2 separate regions of the Homo sapiens genome follow, and region 1 is linked to region 2. Evidence: read pairs that join two places in POLR2A ChIA-PET (ENCODE). Cell type or tissue: HepG2. All regions are shown on one strand. Links, peaks and the distances in the headings refer to the core of each region. The heading gives the core; the rest is flanking DNA.

Region 1 (5,245 bases), core at 1-5,000, 220 kb after region 2:
GTGCTGGGGGCAGGGGCTGGGTACCTGGGGAAGTGAAAGTGCTACAGGCTCGAGGTGGGAAGGTCCCTGGGAGTGGGGAGGGCGCTGGGCCGTGCCAACACCCCCAGCGGAAGCTGAGCATCAGGCGGTACTTCCTGCCTCTGCAGTGGGGCCCGAGGAGCGGAGGCCCCAGAGGAGGAGGCACTGAGCCTGGGATCCTGACAGTCAGATCTGGGTCTGCAGTGCCTGGTTGCAGGTGCACACCCAGTGGCCTCTGCAGTTTCCTCTGATGTCCCCAAATTCTCTCACCTGGTTTCCTCATCTGAGGCAGCCCCACCATCTATCTAGTCATGAGGTCAAAGCTCCATCTTGTCCCCTCTTCCCCAACAGCGCATCAGTCTCTTAGCCAGATCCCTCCTGCCTGCTGAGTCTCCACTCCACCCCTCTTCTCTGTCCTGAGGGCTCAGGCAGGCTCTGGGCTCCTGCTCTCCTACCTGGACCCTGACTTTAGGCTTCTCCCTGGCTTCTAGTTTCTCCCTCCAGTCTGTCCCCCACATAGCCCCAGAGGGGTCTTTTTGAAACCCAGTCCTGAGCCACACAGTTCTGTATCCAAACGCTGAGTCACCACCTGCCTCATCCCTCAGCTTTTATTTTTTTGGTGGTTGTTGAGACAGAGTCTCACTCTTCGCCCAGGCTGGAGTACAGTGGTGCAATCAGCTGACTGCAACCTCCGCCTCCTGGGTTCAAGCGATTCTCCTGCCTCATTCTCCCAAGTAGCTGGGATTACAGGCATGACCCACTACGCCCGGCTAATTTTTGTATTTTTGGTAGAGACGGGGTTTCACCATGTTGGCCAGGCTGACCTCGAACTCCTGACCTCAAGTGATCCGCTCACCTCGGCCTCCCCAAGTGCTGGGATTACAGGCATGAGCCACCACACCCAGGTTTTTGTTGTTGTTGTTGTTTGTTTGTTTTGAGATGGAGTCTCACTCTGTTGACCAGGCTGGAGTGCAGTGGCACGATTATGGCTCACTGCAACCTCTGCCTCCTGCGTTCAAGCAATTCTCCTGTCTCAGCCTCCAGAGTAGCTGGGATTACAGGCATGCACCACCATACCTGACTAATTTTTGTATTTTTAGTACAGACAGGGTTTCACCATGTTGGCCAGGCTGGTGTTGAACTCCTGACCTCAAGTGATCCAACTGCCTTGGCCTCCCAAAGTGCTGACATTACAGGTGTAAGCCACTGCGCCCAGCCCCTCAGCTTCTGTTTCTAACCACCACCAACGCCTCTCTGCTCTACCATTAAAGTACATTGCAAACCCAGCCACTTCTTTCCAAGGCCACCATCCTAAGTCAGGTTCCCATCATTTTCTACAAAAATAATTATAGCTGATTATAGTGGGTTGCATGGCGTTCTCCAAAAAGATATGTCTATGTCCTAATCCCCAGAACTTGTGGTGACCTTATTTGGAAAAAAGGGTTTTGCGGGTATAATTACATTCAGGATCTCAAGATACTGCATTATCTGTGTGACCCCTAAATCTGATGACAAGTGTCTGTTTTTTGTTTTTGTTTTTGAGACAGAGCCTCGCTCTGTCACCCAGGCTGGAGTGCTGTGGTGTGATCTCGGCTCACTGCAACCTCCGCCTCCCAGGTTCAAGCAATTCTCTGCCTCAGCCTCCCGAGTAAATGTGATTACAGGCAGGCGCCTGCCAGCACACCCAGCTGATTTTAGTATTTTTAGTAGAGATGGGGTTTCACCATCTTGGCCAGGCTGGTCTTGAATTCCTGACCTCGTGATCCACCCACTTCAGCTTCCCAAAGTTCTGGGATTACAGGCGTGAGCCACCGCACCCGGCTGACAAGTGTCCTTCTAAGAAACACACAGAGGAGAAGACACAGAAGAGGAGAGCACCATGTGATGGTAGACACAGAAATTGGAGTTCTACAGCCACAAGCCAAGGAACTCCTGGAGCCACCAGGAGATGGAAGATGCAAAGAACTGATTTTCTCTCAGAGCCTCTGGAGGGAGTGTGGCCCTGGTGACACCTTGATTTTGGACTTCTGGCCTACAGAACCATGTGAGAATACATTTCTGTTGTTCTAAGTAGTAAGTCTGTGGTAATTTGCTATTTCAGCCATAGGAGACTAATACACCAATCCCTCCTTCCCACCCACTGATCCCTCCTCAGAGATGAGTACATGATTAACCAGAAGTCGAAGGGTAGGTGGCAGAGTGCAGTGGTGCAATCACGGCTCACTGCAGCTTTGATGCTCACCAACTTGGTTTCTTCTTTCCTAGGCACACAGGAGGACTTCATTTCCCAGGTCTCCTTGCAGTGAAGTTGAGGCCATGTGACTGGTCTTGGGCCAATGGAATGGGTGCAGAAGGGACACAGCCCATTTCTAGACTCAGCCTGAAATGTCCTCCATAATCCTTACTCTTTCTCCCTTCACTCACTGGCTGCAGGAAGCTGAGAATTATCCTTGGACTTACATAAAGCATTTTGGACTTTATGTAAGTAACAACCTGTTGTATTAAGCTACTAAGATTTTACGGTTGTTTGTTAAATCAGCTAACCTTAAACATCCTAACAACTACAAATAGAATACCTGTTACTGCATACACTATATATATCAAAACATTATTATGGGCCAGGTGAGGTGGCTCATGCCTGTAATTCCAGCACTTTGGGAGGCTGAGGCAGGAGGATCACATGAGCCCAGGAGTTCGAGACCAGCCTGGGCAACATAGTGAGACCCTGTCTACAAAAATTAACAAAAAAATTAGCTGGGCTTTGTGGTATGTACCTACAGTCCCAGCTACTCAGGAGGCTGAGGTGGGAGGACTGCTTGAGCCTGGGAGATCGAAGTTGCAGTGAGCCGTGATTGCACCACTGCACTCCAGCCTGGATGACAGAGCAAGACCCTACAGGGGAAAAAAAAGTGGAACACCAGGAGCTACCAGAAACTGAAGAGTCAAGGAAGGATTGTCCTCTGAGCCTTTGAAGGAAGTGGCGTGCTGACACCTTAATTTCGGACTTTTGGCATCCAGAACTGTGAGATAATATATTTTTGTTGCTTTAAGCCACCAAGTTTGTAGTAATTTATACAGCAGTCTCGGGAAGCGAATATACCTGCTCAATCAGAAACTCTGGGGGCGGGCCTGGCAATCTGTTTTTTTTTTTGTGTTTTTTTTTTGTCTCACTCTATTGCCCAGGCTGGAGTGCAATGGCACAACCTCGGCTCACTGCAACCTCTGCTTCCCGGGTTCAAGCGATTCTCCCGCCTCAGCCTCCTGAGTAGCTGGGATTACAGACACCCACCATCATGCCCAGCTAATTTTTGTATTTTTAGTAGAGACAGGGTTTCACCATGTTGGCCAGGCTGGTCTTGAACTCCTGACCTCAGGTGATCTGCCCACCTTGGCCTCCCAAAGTCCTGGGATTACAGGCAAGCCACTGCACCTGGCCTGGCAGTCTGTGTTTTAACAAGCCTTCCTGGTGACTGATGTGCACTAACGTTTGAGAACAGCAATTCTACCCATTGAATTCACCTGATCCCCTCCTCCTTTACTGGCAAATTCCCTCTTGCTTTTCCTCCTTCCTTCTTCACTGGCTGGTTCTCCTCAATCTTCATTGGATCGTCCTTTTTCTAGCTTCTAAAATTTGGGGAGTCCTAGCCCTTTCTAGCTACACTCACTCACGAGATGATATCATGCAGTGCCATAGTGTTCATCGCAATCTACAATACTGTTGACTTACCAATTTATATGCCTAGCCTCAAACTTTCCCCTGAACTGCGGACTCAGGAAGATTCATTTCCCAGGTCTCCTTGCAGTGAAGGACAACTTAACCTCTGCCTTTGGCTGTATAATTGACATCTCAAACTTAACACGCCCAAAACGAAACTATTGATTCCCTCCCACCTCCTGCACACTCCAGTACTTTCCTTTTCAGTAAATTGTCACTCCATCTTCCAATTCTTCAGGCCCAAAGTTTTGGAGTCTTTTTTTTTTTTTTGAGGTCTTGCTCTGTCACACAAGTGGGAGGGCACTGGCACGATCATGACTCATTGCAGCCTCAATCTCCTGGGCTCAAGTGATCTTCCCACTCAGCCTCCTGAGTAGCTGGGACAACAGATGCGTGCCACCACACCTGGCTATTAAAAAACACTTTTCTTTCCTTTAAGAGACAAGGCCGGGCTGGGCACGGTGGCTCACGCCTGTAATCCCAGCACTTTGGGAGGCCGAGGCGGGCGGATCACGAGTTCAGGAGATCGAGACCATCCTGGCTAACACAGTGAAACCCCCGTCTCTACTAAAAATACAAAAAATTAGCCAGGCGTAGTGGCGGGCGCCTGTAGTCCCAGCTATTCGGGAGGCTGAGGCAGGAGAATGGTGTGAACCTGGGAGGCAGAGCTTGCAGTGAGTGGAGATCGCACCACTGCACTCCAGCCTGGGCGACAGAGCGAGACTAGACTGTCTCAAAAAAAAAAAAAAAAAAAAAAAAAGACAAGGCCTTGCTATGTTGCCCAGGCTAGTATCCTACTATCAAACTCCTAGCCTCAAGCAATCCTCCCACCTCGCCCTTGCAAAGTGCTGGGACTACAGGTGCAAGCCACCGCTCCCGGCTGAGTCATTCTTGATTCCTCTCTTTCTCTCAGACCCCAAACCTAATCACCATTAGTTTTCTAATGCTCTGTAACAAATTACCCCAAATTTAGCAGTTTAAAACAATAAACATTTCTTAGGCCAGGAGCGGTGGCTCACTGTAATCCCAGCACTTTGGGAGGCTGAGGCAGGCAGATTACGAGGTCAGGAGTTCGAGACCAGCCTGACCAACATAGTGAAACCCCGTCTCTACTAAAAATACAAAAATTAGCTGGATGTGGTCCCACCTGTAGTCCCAGCTACTCGGGAGGCTGAGGCAGGAGAATTGCTTGAACCTGGGAGGCGGAGGTTGTGGTGAGCTGAGATCGCACCACTGCACTGCAGCCTGGGCAACAGAGCAGGACTCTATCTCAAAAAAAAAACACAATAAACATTTCTTACCTACTGTAGTTTTTGTGGGTCAGGAATCTGGGAGCAGCTTAGTTGGATGATTTCTGCTCACAGTGTTTTATGAGGTTGCAGTCAAGATGTTGGCTGGGGCTGTAGTCATCTGGAGATTTAACTACGGCTGGAGGATCCACTTCACCATGGTTCACTCACCTGGTGCTGGTTGCTGGCAGGAAATTTCAGCTCTTCTCTTATATGGATCTCT
Region 2 (5,477 bases), core at 211-5,210:
GCGCATGTCGGACCTGACGCCCGTGCACTTCACACCGCTAGACAGCTCCGTGGACCGCGTGGGGCTCATCACCCGCAGCGAGCGCTACGTGTGTGCCGTGACCCGCGACAGCCTGAGCAACGCCACCCCCTGCGCTGTGCTGCGGCCCTCGTGAGTCACCTGGGAGGGGAGGGAAGGGACCACTCGGGAACCTGCGGGGCGGTCCGGCTTTGGGGCCAGTAGGTCCCCAGGAAGGCCCCTGATCAGAGTCTCCCGCCTTCGGCCTCACCGTAGTGGGGCTGTGGTCACCCTCGAATGCGTGGAGAAGCTGATTCGGAAGGACATGGTGGACCCTGTGACTGGAGACAAACTCACAGACCGCGACATCATCGTGCTGCAGCGGGTAAGAGTCCCACCCCTCCCCTTCCCCCAGCACTCCAAGGCCCCGCCCCTCCCCTTCACCCCCTCCAAGGCTTCGTCCCCTCCCCTTCCCCCAACTCTCCAAGGCCCCGCCTTCTTCTCTGCTCTGTAAGGCCGCCCCCCCCCCCCGCTTTCTCCTGCAAGGCCCCGCCCTTCCCCCCCTCCGCTCTCCTAGGCCCCGCCTCCTCCTTCCTTTTCAAGGCCCCGCCCCTTCCCTGCCTCCAGCCCTCCACGGCTCCACCCCCTCCACACGCTCCCTCCCAAGGCTCCTCCCCTGCCACTCTCTACCCTCTTCTCTGCGCCCTGCGCCCTGTCCATCCGTACCCACTGCGGTCGCCTCGCCCCCTCCCCAACTCCTACTCCTTAGCCAGCAACCCGCTTCACCTTGACCCGCTTAGGAATCCCCACTACCACCTGGAGCCCCACTGGTCACCCCCGGGCCGGCCTCTACCTCGTCCTTCTCTCTACCTCCCCCAGGGCGGTACCGGCTTCGCGGGCTCCGGAGTGAAGCTGCAAGCGGAGAAATCACGGCCGGTGATGCAGGCCTGAGTGTGTGCGGGAGACCAAATAAACCGGCTTGGGTGCGCAACGACGTGGCGCCTTCATTCGCGGCGTGGGCGCCCCGGGGACAGGGCAGGCGAGGATGCAGGGCCGTGCAAACAGTGCTCCTACAGCGCACGCTGGAGTTTGAAAGAGCGGGCTAAGCATATTGAATGTGGTCTCACATTAAGAACAAAATCTGGCCAGGCACGGTGGCTCACGCCTGTAATCCCAGCACTTTCGGAGGCCGAGGCTAGCGTATCACTTGAGGTCAGGAGTTCGAGACCAGCCTGGCCAACATGGTGAAACCTTGTCTCTACTAAAAATACAAAAATTAGCCGGGCATGGTGGTGCGCACTTGTATTCCCAGCTACTCCAGAGGCTGAGGCAGGAGAATCGCTTGAACCCAGGAGGCGGAGGTTGCAGTGAGCCAAGATCGCACCATTGCACTTCAGCCTGGGCAACAGAGCGAGACTCCATCTCAAAGAAGAAAAAAAAAAAAAAACCTGAATAGAACGCAAATGCACAGCATTAAAATTGGTTGAGTGGCCGGAAGTCCAAGTCTAAGCCAAGACCGTGTGAGTGCGCCACTTTAATGAGCTACATAGAAATTTCTCGAGTTCTTTGTTAGGGTTCCCGGATTTTTGCCAGGTTTGAAGAACAGGAAATGCCCAGGAACGTGTCTTCCGGGCTGCAGTGTGATTAGACCCACAAAGGAAGTGCAGTTCTGTGAAAAAGTGCGCAGCACCCGGACTAGGAAAGGCGGTCAGGAGCATCACGCCCCCACCTGTGGCAGCCTGAGGGGGAAAGGAAGAGGAAACCGCGAGTGCAAAGGCCCAGAGGCAGCAACGCACTTTGCAGATTTAAGGAGCAGAGGGCGTACAGGGGAGAGTGAGGGAGCCAGGGCAGAGCGGGGACCAGGAACCAGCCCGGTGGCGTCAGACTTGACTGGGAATGTAGGGGCTGTCCTTAAGGCCTTGTGTTTAATAACCATTGAGTCACAAAAGCAGCTGCTGGGCAGTGTGAAAAACAGCACGGAGACAAGCAAAGATTAAAACAAGACAGGCCGGGTGCGGTGGCTCACGCCTGTAATCCCAGCACTTTGGGAATCTGAGGCGGGTGGATCACTTGAGGTCAGGAGTTCAAGACCAGCCTAGATAGCCGGGTGCGGTGGCTCACGCCTGTAATCCCAGCACTTTGGGAGGCCGAGGCGGGTGGATCACGAGGTCAGGAGTTCAAGACCAGCCTGGCCAACATGGTGAAACCCCCATCTCTACTAAAAATACAAAAATGAGCCGGGTGTGGTGGCCGGCGCCTGTAATCCTAGCTACTCGGGAGGCTGAGGCGGGAGAATTGCTTGAACCCGGGAGGCGGAGGTTGCAGTGAGCTGAGATCGTGCCACTGCACTCCAGCCTGGGCGACAAAGTGAGACTCTGTCTCAAAAAACAACAATAACAACACCAACAACAAAAAACACAGCATTCCTGCCTCGCAGAGCAATGCCACCTAGGTTCTGTCCTTCCTGTTCTTTATGTGAGTACACATGAGGTTTCAACCAAAGTGAATCACAGTGCATGCACCATCCTGTTCAGTGAGTAATACTTTTCCACTCCCCAGGCTGGAGTGCAATGGCATGATCGAGAAGGCACAACTTGAGCAAAGTCACACGTGCTCGAGGGAGTGACGGAAGCCAGGTTCCCCCAGGAGCCAGTTTCCTCTGAGACGCCCCCAGACTTTGTCCTGGACTTCCCCCATCCTTCATGTCCTCCCTCCCCTAGAGACCCACTGGCCTCTCCACCTCCACAAGCTCCCACCCCATCCCTCCATACCCAGAGTTCCATGTCATACCCTTTCCTTCCACATCCCTAATCCTTGTCCTCTTTCTCAAGACCTCTCAACCACCCGAGTCCTTCCAGCTTTCTCAGCCATCTAAGAACCCCAGTCTTGTTCATATGTTGAACAGATCACCGGTGCCCCCAGTAATAACCTGAAGGGTTTCTAATCTTGCACCTGTGTTTTCCCAAAGGAACTCAAACACCACTCTGTTCACAGACTCTTTGTGCAGTGCAGGGTGGGGAGGTCAAAGTCCTGGCTCCAATCTGTTCTGTCATTTTTTTTTTTGTTTTGAGATGGAGCCTTGCTCTATTGCCCAGGCTGGAGTGCACTTGCGTGATCCTGGCTCCTGCCTCAGCCTCCTGGGTAGCTGGGACTACAGGTGCTGCCAGCACAGCCAGCTGGTTTTTGTTTGTTTGTTTTGTATTTTTAGTATTTTAGTAGAGATGTAGTTTCGCCATGTTGGCCAGGCTGGGTTTTTTTTTTTTTTTTTTTTTTTTTTTGAGACGGAGTCTCGCTCTTTTGCCCAGGCTGGAGTGCAGTGGCGCTATCTCGGCTCACTGCAAGCTCTGCCTCCCGGGTTTACGCCATTCTCCTGCCTCAGCCTCCCGAGTAGTTGGGACTACAGGCGACCACCACCATGCCTGGCTAATTCTTTTTTGTATTTTTAGTGGAGACAGGGTTTCACCGTGTTAGCCAGGATGGTCTCGATCTCCCGACCTCGTGATCCGCCCGCCTCGGCCTCCCAAAGTGCTGGGATTACAGGCGTGAGCCACCGCACCCGGCTATCTAGGCTGGTCTTCAACTCCTGACCTCAAGTGATCCACCCGCCTCAGATTCCCAAAGTGCTGGGATTACACATTTGAGTCACCTCACCCTGTTCTGTCATTTAAGGTTCTAAAGTACTTGGAGAGGAAGCAAGAGCAGAACCACAGCTTCAGCCGTAGCAGAAGAAAGAGACGGGAAGTGAGACAAATCTTGTCTTTTTTGAGCAGAGTTTCCTTAGACACTGGTCTAAAGTTTAGAGCAAGACCTGGGCTTGGTGGCGCTGATGGCAGGCGTGCCTGCCGAGGGCTCCAGTTTCAAGAAGCTCACAGGCAGCGCGTCCAGAAAATTACAGTTACTTGTAAAGATTTAAAAACGGGCCAGGCGTGGTGGCTCACACCTATAATCCCAACACTTTGGGAGGCTGAGGCGGGCAGATCATGAGGTCAGGAGATTGAGACCATCCTGGCTAACAGGGTAAAACCCTGTCTTTACTGAAAATATAAAAAATTAGCCGGGCGTCGTGGCATGCGTCCGTAGTCCCAGCTACTCAGGAGGCTGAGGCAGGAGAATTGCTTGAACCTGAGGCAGACGTTGCAGTGAGCCAAGATCGCGCCACTGCACTCCAGCCTGGGCGACAGAGTGAGACTCTGTCCCAAAATAAAAATAAAAATAAAAATAAAAATAAAAAAATAAAAACGGGCCAGGCGCAGTGGCTCACACTTGTAATCCCAGCATTTTGGGAGGCCAAGGTGGGTGGATCACTTGAGGTCAGGTATTTGGGACCAGCCTGGCCAACACGGTGAAACCTCATCTCTACTAAAAAAAAATACAAACTTAATCGGGTGTGGTGGCACAGGCCTGTAATCCCAGCTACTTGGGAGGCTGAAGCAGGAGAATTGCTTGAACCCGGGAGATGGAGGTTGCAGTGAGCCGAGATCGCACCACTGCACTCCAGCCTGGGCAGCATGAGCAAAACTCCATCTCAAAAAAAAAATTAAAAACAGGAAGATGGCTGGGCCTGGTAGCTCACACCTGTAATCCCAGCACTTTGGGAGGCCAAAGCAGGTGGATTGCCTCAGGTCAGGAGTTGGAGACCAGCCTGGTCCACATGGTGAATCCCTGTCTCTACTAAAAATACAAAAATTAGCTGGGTGTGGTGGAGCACCCCTGTAATCCCAGCTACTCAGGAGGCTGAGGCAGGAGAATCGCTTGAACCCAGGAGGTGGAGGCTGCAGTGAGCTGCGATAGCACCACTGCACTCCAGTCTGAGCTACAGAGCGAGACCCCATATCAAAACAATAGAAAATAAAAACAGGAAGATTTATTCTGACACTGCAAAGGCAAAACTATACGAACCAGGAACAAAGCTTTCGTTGCCAGAGTAGGGGAAGGAGTTGACCCCAAAGTGGGGAGTAGCAAGAGAGATTCTGGGGGGGTGTGAAGGAACAGTTCCGGATTTTGACTGTGGTGGTTACATGACTCTGGTTTATCAGAATTCAGAACTGTTCACCAAAAGGAGTGGATTTTACTGTATGAAGTTTTCAAATGCAAAAAAGGAGCTGGGAGATTTCATGTGAAAAACTAGATTTCCATTTCTCTTTTTTTGTTTTTGAGACGGAGTCTCGCCCTGTCGCCCAGGCTGGAGTGCAGTGGCCTGATTTCGGCTCACTGCAACCTCTGCCTCCTGGGTTCAAGCAATTCTCCTGCCTCAGCCTCCCACGGAACTGAGACTACAGGCGCCCACCACCACGCCCGGCTAAATTTTTTTGTATTTTTAGTAGAGACGGGGTTTCACTTATGTTGGCCAGGCTGATCTTGAACTCTTGACCTCGTGATCCGCCCGCCTCGGCCTCCCAAAGTGCTGAGATTACAGGCGTGAGCCACTGTGCCTGGATAATTTTTGTATTTTTTAAGTAGGGAAGGGATCTCACCACATT

Evidence for each region. ChIA-PET counts read pairs that join two places held together with the same protein. Peaks named below come from ENCODE experiments on the same cell type or tissue, not always from the same donor. Only the 100,000 strongest peaks of a DNase experiment are listed, where the experiment ranks them.
Region 1: POLR2A ChIA-PET joins it to region 2 with 6 read pairs; 2 of 35 experiments call an interaction of 5 or more read pairs at or near these places.

What each region holds. Positions count from the first base shown.
Region 1 is chr19:49,328,871-49,334,115 of GRCh38, reverse strand. It overlaps a transcript of SLC6A16 not described here. Among named protein-coding and RNA genes, the nearest start is that of CD37, 3.9 kb to the left of the region's middle. RefSeq lists enhancers at 16-285, 556-635. In HepG2, for the core only: no CTCF peak of the experiment used is centred there; a DNase peak (open chromatin) is centred at 2,285; H3K4me3 peaks cover 302 bases.
Region 2 is chr19:49,551,222-49,556,698 of GRCh38, reverse strand. It overlaps NOSIP (nitric oxide synthase interacting protein), which reads left to right. Exons shown (of 9, transcript NM_001270960.2): 7 at 1-150; 8 at 274-382; 9 at 877-1,231. The coding sequence ends at 948. Among named protein-coding and RNA genes, the nearest start is that of RCN3, 26 kb to the right of the region's middle. RefSeq lists an enhancer at 1-647. In HepG2, for the core only: no CTCF peak of the experiment used is centred there; a DNase peak (open chromatin) is centred at 3,018.